Linked DNA regions of Mus musculus: region 1 is linked to region 2. Evidence: chromatin loops called from intact Hi-C (ENCODE). Cell type or tissue: left cerebral cortex. All regions are shown on one strand. Region 1 has its middle 7.8 kb from the start of 1700083H02Rik. Region 2 holds the start of Dact1 (dishevelled-binding antagonist of beta-catenin 1).

What was found. A loop is a pair of places that touch in the nucleus more often than their neighbours do. Peaks named below come from ENCODE experiments on the same cell type or tissue, not always from the same donor. Only the 100,000 strongest peaks of a DNase experiment are listed, where the experiment ranks them.
Region 1: a loop joins it to region 2, with 3.0 times the contacts of the local background. A loop is called at or near these places in 1 of 42 quality-filtered maps.

The regions. Positions count from the first base shown.
Region 1 is chr12:71,374,367-71,378,366 of GRCm38, reverse strand. No RefSeq gene overlaps it. Among named protein-coding and RNA genes, the nearest start is that of 1700083H02Rik, 7.8 kb to the left of the region's middle. In left cerebral cortex, no CTCF peak of the experiment used is centred here; DNase peaks (open chromatin) are centred at 1,311 and 1,790; H3K4me3 peaks cover 341 bases; H3K27ac peaks cover 694 bases.
Region 2 is chr12:71,309,715-71,313,714 of GRCm38, reverse strand. Dact1 (dishevelled-binding antagonist of beta-catenin 1) reads right to left here and starts at 3,831. Exons shown (of 4, transcript NM_021532.4): 1 at 3,408-3,831; 2 at 897-1,029. The coding sequence starts at 3,731. It also overlaps a transcript of 2700049A03Rik not described here. In left cerebral cortex, a CTCF peak has its summit at 1,958 (motif pointing left); DNase peaks (open chromatin) are centred at 3,001, 3,228, 3,454, 3,951 and 1 more place; H3K4me3 peaks cover 2,018 bases; H3K27ac peaks cover 1,136 bases.

The DNA of each region.
Region 1 (4,000 bases), 65 kb before region 2:
CCAGAATTACTGACATGGCAAGCTTCCGGTTCCCTAAGAGACCTAATCTCAAAAATCCAGACAGATAGTAACAAAGGAAGATTAGTCTTATGTCAATTTGACACAAGCTAGAATCAAATTAAGAAGAGGGGGAACCTCAATTGAAAAATGTCTCCATAAAGACAGGGTGTAAGCAAGCCTGTAGGGCATTTTCTTAATTAGTGATCGATCTGGGAGAGCCAAGCCCATTGAGGGTGGAGCCATCCCTGGGCTGGTGGTCCTAAGTGCTATAAGAAACCAAGCTAAGCAAGCCATGGGGAGCAAGCCAGTAAGTAGCAGTCCTCTGTGGGCTTTACATTAGCTTCTGCCTCAAGCTCCTACCCTGCTTGAGTTCCTGTCCCAACTTCCATTGTTGATGATGAAGGTGATGTGGGAATGTAAGCCAAATAAACCCTTTCCTCCTCAAGTGGCTTCAGTCATGGTGTTTCGCCACAGCAAGAGTAACCCTAACTAAGAAAGCACCTACCTTTGACCCTTCACATACACGCATGCACATGTATACATCACACACATATACACTCACACACGCATATCCAAAAAACCAGCTGATCACTGGACTTTGTATGCTAAACAGAGGAATGTAAAATCTTGTCCTTCATGTAGAGATAGAGAACCTTGAAGCAGTTACACTAAGTCAATGTTGATCTGCATGGAAGGTGTGTCAGATGAGGGAGTCAGGGTCATTGAGAATAGAGTGACATCTCATTGAAAAGGGTCTTGAGGAATCTGAATTGCAGACATTAATCATGGGGATTAAAAAGGCAGAGTTGGGCTCAGGGAAAAATAGAATTAGTGGGCCTGATTCAGGATGCAAGAGATAGAGATGTTTCTTCTTCAGTTTCTACCTTAGAAGACTGATAACACAGGATGGAATGCTAATTCTGGAAGTAAGTAATAATAATAAAAGGGGTAACTATCAAAGAATTTTGAAGGGATACAAGAAGACAGGTCGTTATATTAGCACTGAATCTGAATTTCCACCTCAAGTTGGTAAGAAAAGTATGTATTAGCAACTTTAGTTATCGTTCAGTATTTATGGCGAATCTGCGATGATGAAAAGACTCCATTTACAAGCTCATCCGGAGACTCCCAGTGACCCCACCCCCACCCCCAGGCTGCATCTGTTCCATGTGGGTTATTTATGATGCAGCTGCCTGAGCAGTTGGGATCCGCATGGTGCTCCATCACAACACAAAACAAACAATTCCGCCCCACCACCTCAGCTTTTTTTCAGAAAAAAGAGGGATGTGAAAGAGGAAGCCTCGTCAACCAGTCAAGGCAGTAAATGACACAGCCAAGGTCAGTCTTAACTACTGAAACTCACGGTGACACCCTTTCTCTAAAAAGTGAGTTTTCCCGCAATGAAGTCCATCCGAAACCTCCTTGGTATTTATTTATGTGTTTCTGTGTTTGTGAATGATCGCCCTGCAGGATATCCTCTCTAAGCTTTGCAGCTGTTGATAATGAGTGTCTGCCCAAGTGTGGATTTCTTTTACAAACACATTTATCAACTATCAAACATATTGGCTGGCAAAGACTTTGTGTATTCCGGGACTTGTAGCATCCTTCCTCCTCGTGGTTCTGAAACGGCTGAACACAGTCACATTGCTCCCGCTCTCTCTTCAGGGAAGAACTGAAAGGTTGACTGTGTCTGGGGGATGACAGGATTAAACTGCTTTATGCTGAATCCACAGTGTGTAAGGAGCTCCGAGCTGTTTTCTAGATGAATCAGCTGTCTCTTTGTGCTTTACAAGCTAGTCAGTGAAAAACGCAAGAAAATCGCTCATCCAATCAATACTTGATGGCACAGAAAACAAGGGAAGAAAATGAAGTTTTAAGACAGTTACACCGCCTTCAAGAGATAAATGATTCAGATTGCCCACTCCAGCGTTTAAATTAGGAGCTGTGCTTCCCAGAGAAGACCAGATGCTGGAATTCTCAAGAATGATTCCTAGGCTGCTGTTCAGATCTCTCTCAAATCATTCCAACCAAGAGAGCCCAGAGGGCTATCAGACTGCTCACAGCAACAGCTGTCCAAGCAAAAGGGTACACATGAGAAACTACCTCTAGTCTGAGAGGCTCGGACCGCCATGCCCAAAGTCCAGTTAGAACTAACCCAGGCTGCAACCGGTTAGGAGAGGTTACTGGAGGCAGTCACTCTTAGCTAAAACCTCTTTCCAGCTGGGCAGGAAACTGTAAAACCTTTTTATACTTTGGACTCCTCTGTCTTCTGGAAGAATAGAATGCCCATTGCTTGGAGATTAAGAAGGTGCAAGCTCAGCCAGGCATGATGGCACACGCCTTTAATCCCAGCACTTGGGAGGCAGAGGCAGGTGGATTTCTGAGTTCGAAGCCAGCCTGGTCTACAAAGTGAGTTCCAGGACAGCTAGGGCTATACAGAGAAACCCTGTCTCAAAAAATGAAGAAAGAAGAAGAAGAAGAAGAAGAAGAAGAAGAAGAAGAAGAAGAAGAAGAAGAAGAAGAAGAAGAAGAAGAAGAAGAAAGAAGAAGACACTCCCCCTCCTGCCCCCATTGATAAAATTTCTTAACGTTTAACCCAAAATGGTATTGGAAATTAGGTATGATAGTGTAATATCAGCCTCTGGGATATCCAAGCCAGTAGAGTCTTGGATTTGAGGATAAGGGCTAACATGAGCAACCTAGCAATACCCCATGCCCAGAATCAAAACAAATAAACAAATAAGAAAGTACAGAAGTATATATAGGTTAGCAAAACCTCACCCAGAGTCACTCCTCTGAGAGAATTCTCAATGCATGGTAGAAACCCGTTAATCTATGTGATTTGGGGCATTTTGCCCATCCCTTAATAATCTCCCACCATACCTAAAATGTTTCTACCCTAGAGCTACTGATGATTAAAAACAAACAACAAACTACAAACACAAACACAAAGCAGGGAGGAGTTGCCAGGGTCTGGAAACAGCTCGCTTACGTGCCCTCAAAAGAATGAGTAACTAGCCATTTAATCAAATTAGACTGTCGATGTTTAGGGGTCACAAAAAAAGATGAGGAGGAAAGGAGTTATCATTCATATACTGAAAGGAGGACCTTGGGGGCAGGGAGCATTAGACAGGCCTCATCAGTTCTGTTACTGGGGCTGCTAGGAACAGAAATGCAATTTACACCAGCATAATTGAAGGAGAGATTGATTAGTCCAGGAAAAAAAAAAAGGTAGGGACCAAACTGAATAGCAAGAGCCCTTGAAATAAGCGGTCATAGTTCAGCCTCCAACAAGGGTTCTCCTACAGAGCAGCATCCCTCGCTGCCGGTCAGGTCCTCCCACGGCATAGCCACTGGAACTTCCAAGGAACGGCTTGGTTCTCCTCTTCAGGTTCCAATCTGCAAAGTTCCAAAGGAAGGACTCTGATTGGCCCAAACTTGGTCAATAATATCTCTAAGCCAATCAGCTCTGGCCATGGAGGTTTTAGGTTATGTCTGGAAAAGAGCTGAGTGGCTGCCATTGTAATCACATCCCGGGAAAGGGAGATAACGTCTCAATAGAGTCAATGGGGAACAGAGTGTTCTAGACAAACTGTACATTGAGACGCCATTGGTCAAAGACCTCAGGCCATAAGGACGGGAACAGTGAACAGAGCATCAGGGTCATGGAAGACCTTGAGTTACTGACAGTGCTGGCCAGAGCTAAGGGAGGTAGAGAGGAAGTTGAGACTTCATTGCAGTTTTGCATGGCTCTGTTCCTTTCTTATGACTTCTAAGCATCAGACATTATTAAGCCTCAAACCATAGACAACAGATCCATAGATCTACAAACTACATCCCTTAAGTGTCATAGCTTCCCTCAACCAAATAAGATTACAAAATATTACACCAGGTAGACTCAAATCCACACCTTGACCCCTTAAGAAGTATGCCCTCCATTCCCAGAATGACACTAAAAGTCGTAACCAGGGATAAATGACAGCTAGATAGGTAGGTAAGG
Region 2 (4,000 bases):
AGGCTGGAAAGATGGCTCAGCACTTAAGAGCACTGACTGCTCTTCCAGAGGTCCTGAGTTCAAATCCCAGCAACCACATGGCGGCTCACAACCATCTGTAATGGAATCCAATACATATGATAAATAAATCTTTTAAAAAATAATAATAATAAAATGACCAGAGGCTGACACATCAAAGAAGAGGAAAGCTCATTTTTGTTTCCAGTTATTTGTGTGTGCAGGAGGGGGGTGTATCACACAAATGGTAGATTTTTAAACAAAATTAAGTATATGGTTTTATTTCAAATATTTCTTAGAGAAGGTAAAAATCATGTAATGCTAGAGACAGTTCAAAGTTCCTTTCATCCTACTTTCTGTCCCATCTTTAAAGGTGTGAAAAAAAAAGGAACCCACATCTGCCAGACCCTCAACTTTACCAGGAATGTTTCAGAAGAAATAACTAATTTCTCTGGGTATGGCTGGGTATGGTGGCTCATGCCTATAATCCCAGCACTCAGAAGGCTGAAGCAGGAGGACGGGAGTGGACTCAAGGCCAGCCTGGGCTACAAAAACAAAAACCACTCAAGTAAATAGTAAGTATAAGAAAAAAGAAACTTAAGGAGCCAAATGGCTTAAAAGAAGGGGAAACTGCAGCCATCTCAGGAAGCTGAAGTGTGACTAATTTTCTAGACCAGATCTGATTTCTCAGGTTTCAAAGGAGGTCTGTTTGTGCTTTCAGAAATCTCAATGGAAGTCTGTAGTTTTAAAACTCAAGGATCACTGGGCAGCTCAACCCCATTATTGAAAATCTTATAGGGTTGAGTTTACTTCCCCCTCCAAGCAAATGAATGGCAGGCTACTGTTCAGTTGTTTTCACACTGGAAACAAACGCTAGATCCACTCGCTGGCTCCCTCACCTGAGCTAGGCCGGCTGTCTGTCTCCAGGTGCTCTTCAGATGTCTTCTCCACATCCAGTCTCAGGTCACTTATCTGCTTGTCAAGTTCTTGCAACTGATTCAACAAACCGGCATCTCTTCTCCTCAAACAATTCTGATTAGAGAGAAGCATGAAAATAAAATTAAATTAAATTATATTAAATTAAATTAAATAAATAAGCAAGCACATAGTGATAAAACCTGAAAGTCCCCCATGGAAGCCACTCCTCTGAGTGTCCCCAAGCCCTTTTAGATCAAAATGCTACTGCATAATCAGAAGGTGAGGCATGGCCTCTATCTTTAGATCTTTCTCAAATTTTTTTTGGTAATATAAACTTTGTTCATTAAAAATAATAACAGGGCTATAGCATGGCTCATGGGTAAAGATGCTTGCTGTCCAGGCCTGGTCATCTGAATTCAGTCCCCTGAACCCAGGACAGAAGGAGAGAAACAGCTCCTGGAATTGGTCCTCAGACCTCCACAAGAACGATGTGCCACACCGATGCACTCATTTGCATACACCAAACACACAATAAATTTTGGATATATATGTGGCTGAGTTGTAGTTCCTTGGTAGAGATCTTGGCTATTGTGCCTGTGTTCGATACCTGGTACTGCAAGGATGGAAAAGATTTGTTTTTAGCTTTCACTAATCTATACAAACTGACTTTTTATAGGTCTGGGCAAGGAATTTGCATAGACTTCGAATCATCTGGTGTGCAGCCAGTTTAAAGAAAGTCCTTCACAGTGGGCTCTTGAAGTCAAAGCAACAGATTTTCTACATTACACTCGAATCTTTCTTAGGTGAGGTTTTCTGGCCAAATGTCATGGCCTACAGAATTTTGTTTTCTATTAGTTGCTTAGTGGGGCTTAATCAGTCTTAAGGCCTTTGAAAGCGAGAAATTAATACTAATAGCCAGCGCCAAGTATAATGTGAGCTGGCAGAATCCAAAACCCTCCAGGGAAAGCCCGTCAAGATTTGAACTCAGCTTGGGTTTCCCAAGGTGACAGACTGGTTGTGCTAACTCACACTGCCATCTAGTGCTCCCCACTGCTGGAAAAGCAAAAGAACTCGAAAGGCATCTGGTTTAAATCAAGAATGCCAAGTCTACAAATGAAAATAGTACCATAAACATTGACTGGAGTGGAATTCTCCTGACACACTGCCTTGCTCCCCTGAAGCGGACAATAGGAATGCGCTGCTCTCTCGATCTTGAGATTCAGGAAGACAAAAAAAAAAAAAAAAAGGTGCTATTGTACAAGACAATACCGAAATGTAAACGACCAGTCACAACCAGAAAGAACTGGCTCAAATTCACGTACATACAATTCTGTTCTTCTACCAAAGAAACAGTAAAAATGCCAAAACAGAGCTATTGCACAAACCACAGCACACATCCTTACAAAATAGATACGTGGTCCTTGCTCACGACCTATGACTTCTGAAAGCTTAGAGACGTAAGCCATATGCTTGTGTGCCAAAAATTGAATTTCATCAGAAAAAAATGAATTAAATAAAAGCACTTTGATGCTCTGTAACTACACAAAAAATCTAGAAAACCGTAATACAAGAAAACACGTGACAACCCACAACATCACTTTCAGGGGGCCATTATATAGCTTAAGTAGTCTAATACAACACGCTGGGATAATAATCTTTTTGCTGTTTCCAAAACTACATTTTGAGGTCACTGAAACAAAGCTGCCGCCATTATTTTGAGGCAGCATCAAAAGCTGTTCTCAACACATGAAGGTCCAAAGTTCTTTTTCTTCCTTGCTAATGAAGACTGCACAGAACGACTGAGACAGTGACAGAAATCCAATAAGATAAATACTCCCAGCGAGCAGGTTCTCTCTTCTCCCACCTCCACCACCAAGCACAGCTGGCGGACCGGATAAAAGAGGAGGGGGCAGGGTCTCCGGCCAAATTGCCAGTATTTGCATCTAGTTTTAGCTGCCTTATACAAAGGACTTCTATTTAAAACTAAGCACCAGCCCAGGCAAAAGAGACTTGCAGGAGAGAAAGCACCGGGTAGGGCACGGCTCCCAGCAGGAGCTTCGCCGTAACCGTAAAACTCAATGTTGGACAGTTAGGCAAGCAACAAGCCTCTTCCTCGCTTTTGTGCGCACCCCCCCCCCTCCTTCCCGGGGAGGGATAACCAGGGAGACCATAAGGTGAAATGGCATTTTAAGTGGGGGTTGCAAACCTCGGAGGAAGGGGGCATGCAGTAGCCTAACTTTAAGGCTGGAACCAAGGGACTCCAAGAATTCCAAATGCAGGATAGATGAGCAGCCACCCCTCCCCGCAATCCGCCAGCTCCTCAGGTGACACAAAGCAGGCATCCGCCAGCAACGCGTGGAAGTCATGGGCAGCGGGCATCCGAGACACCACGGGCTCAGGGAAAATCGAGGTGGGGGTCACGTCGCGGCCAGGGATCCCACAGCCAGAGGCCATCAGCCCACCCTCCAGACAGGCCACCGGCCACCACCTACCAACTGCCTTCGCAGCAGCAAGATGTTCTCTTCCAGGAACTTCTCCTCCAGGCGGCTGCGCTGCGCCGCGTCTCCCCGCAGCTCCCCGGAGCGCGGCGCGACGGTCCCCACGGTCCCGGAGCAGCGCAGCGCACCGCGCACCAGCAGCTCTTGGCGTTGCCGCAGGTACCCCAGCTCCGCCAGCCCCGCCAGCGTGGCCTCCTGGCGCTCGCGGGTACGCTGCCGCTCCGTGTCCGCCTCGCCCCTCTCGCGCCAGCGCCCCTCGGCCTCCGCGCCCCGGCCGGGGCTCAGCGGCTCCGGCTCGCGCGCTGCGTCCGGCTTCATGACCCCCCGAGGCCCCGCCAGCCCGGGAGCAGCAGCACACGCTAGGGCCCCGGCCGCGAGCTCATGCCGCCCGCACTCGCATCCCGCGCTGCTCCCGTCTGCCGCCCCGCAGCTGATAACGCCCCGGCCACGCTACGTCACTCCCGGCCCCGACACCCCGCCTGCTCGCCCGCCCGCCCGCCGCCGCCTCCGCCGGCTCGCGGCGATCAGCTCCTGTCAGGCGCCGGGGCCGCCTGCGCCCCGCCCCGGCCCCGCCCCGGCTCCGCGCC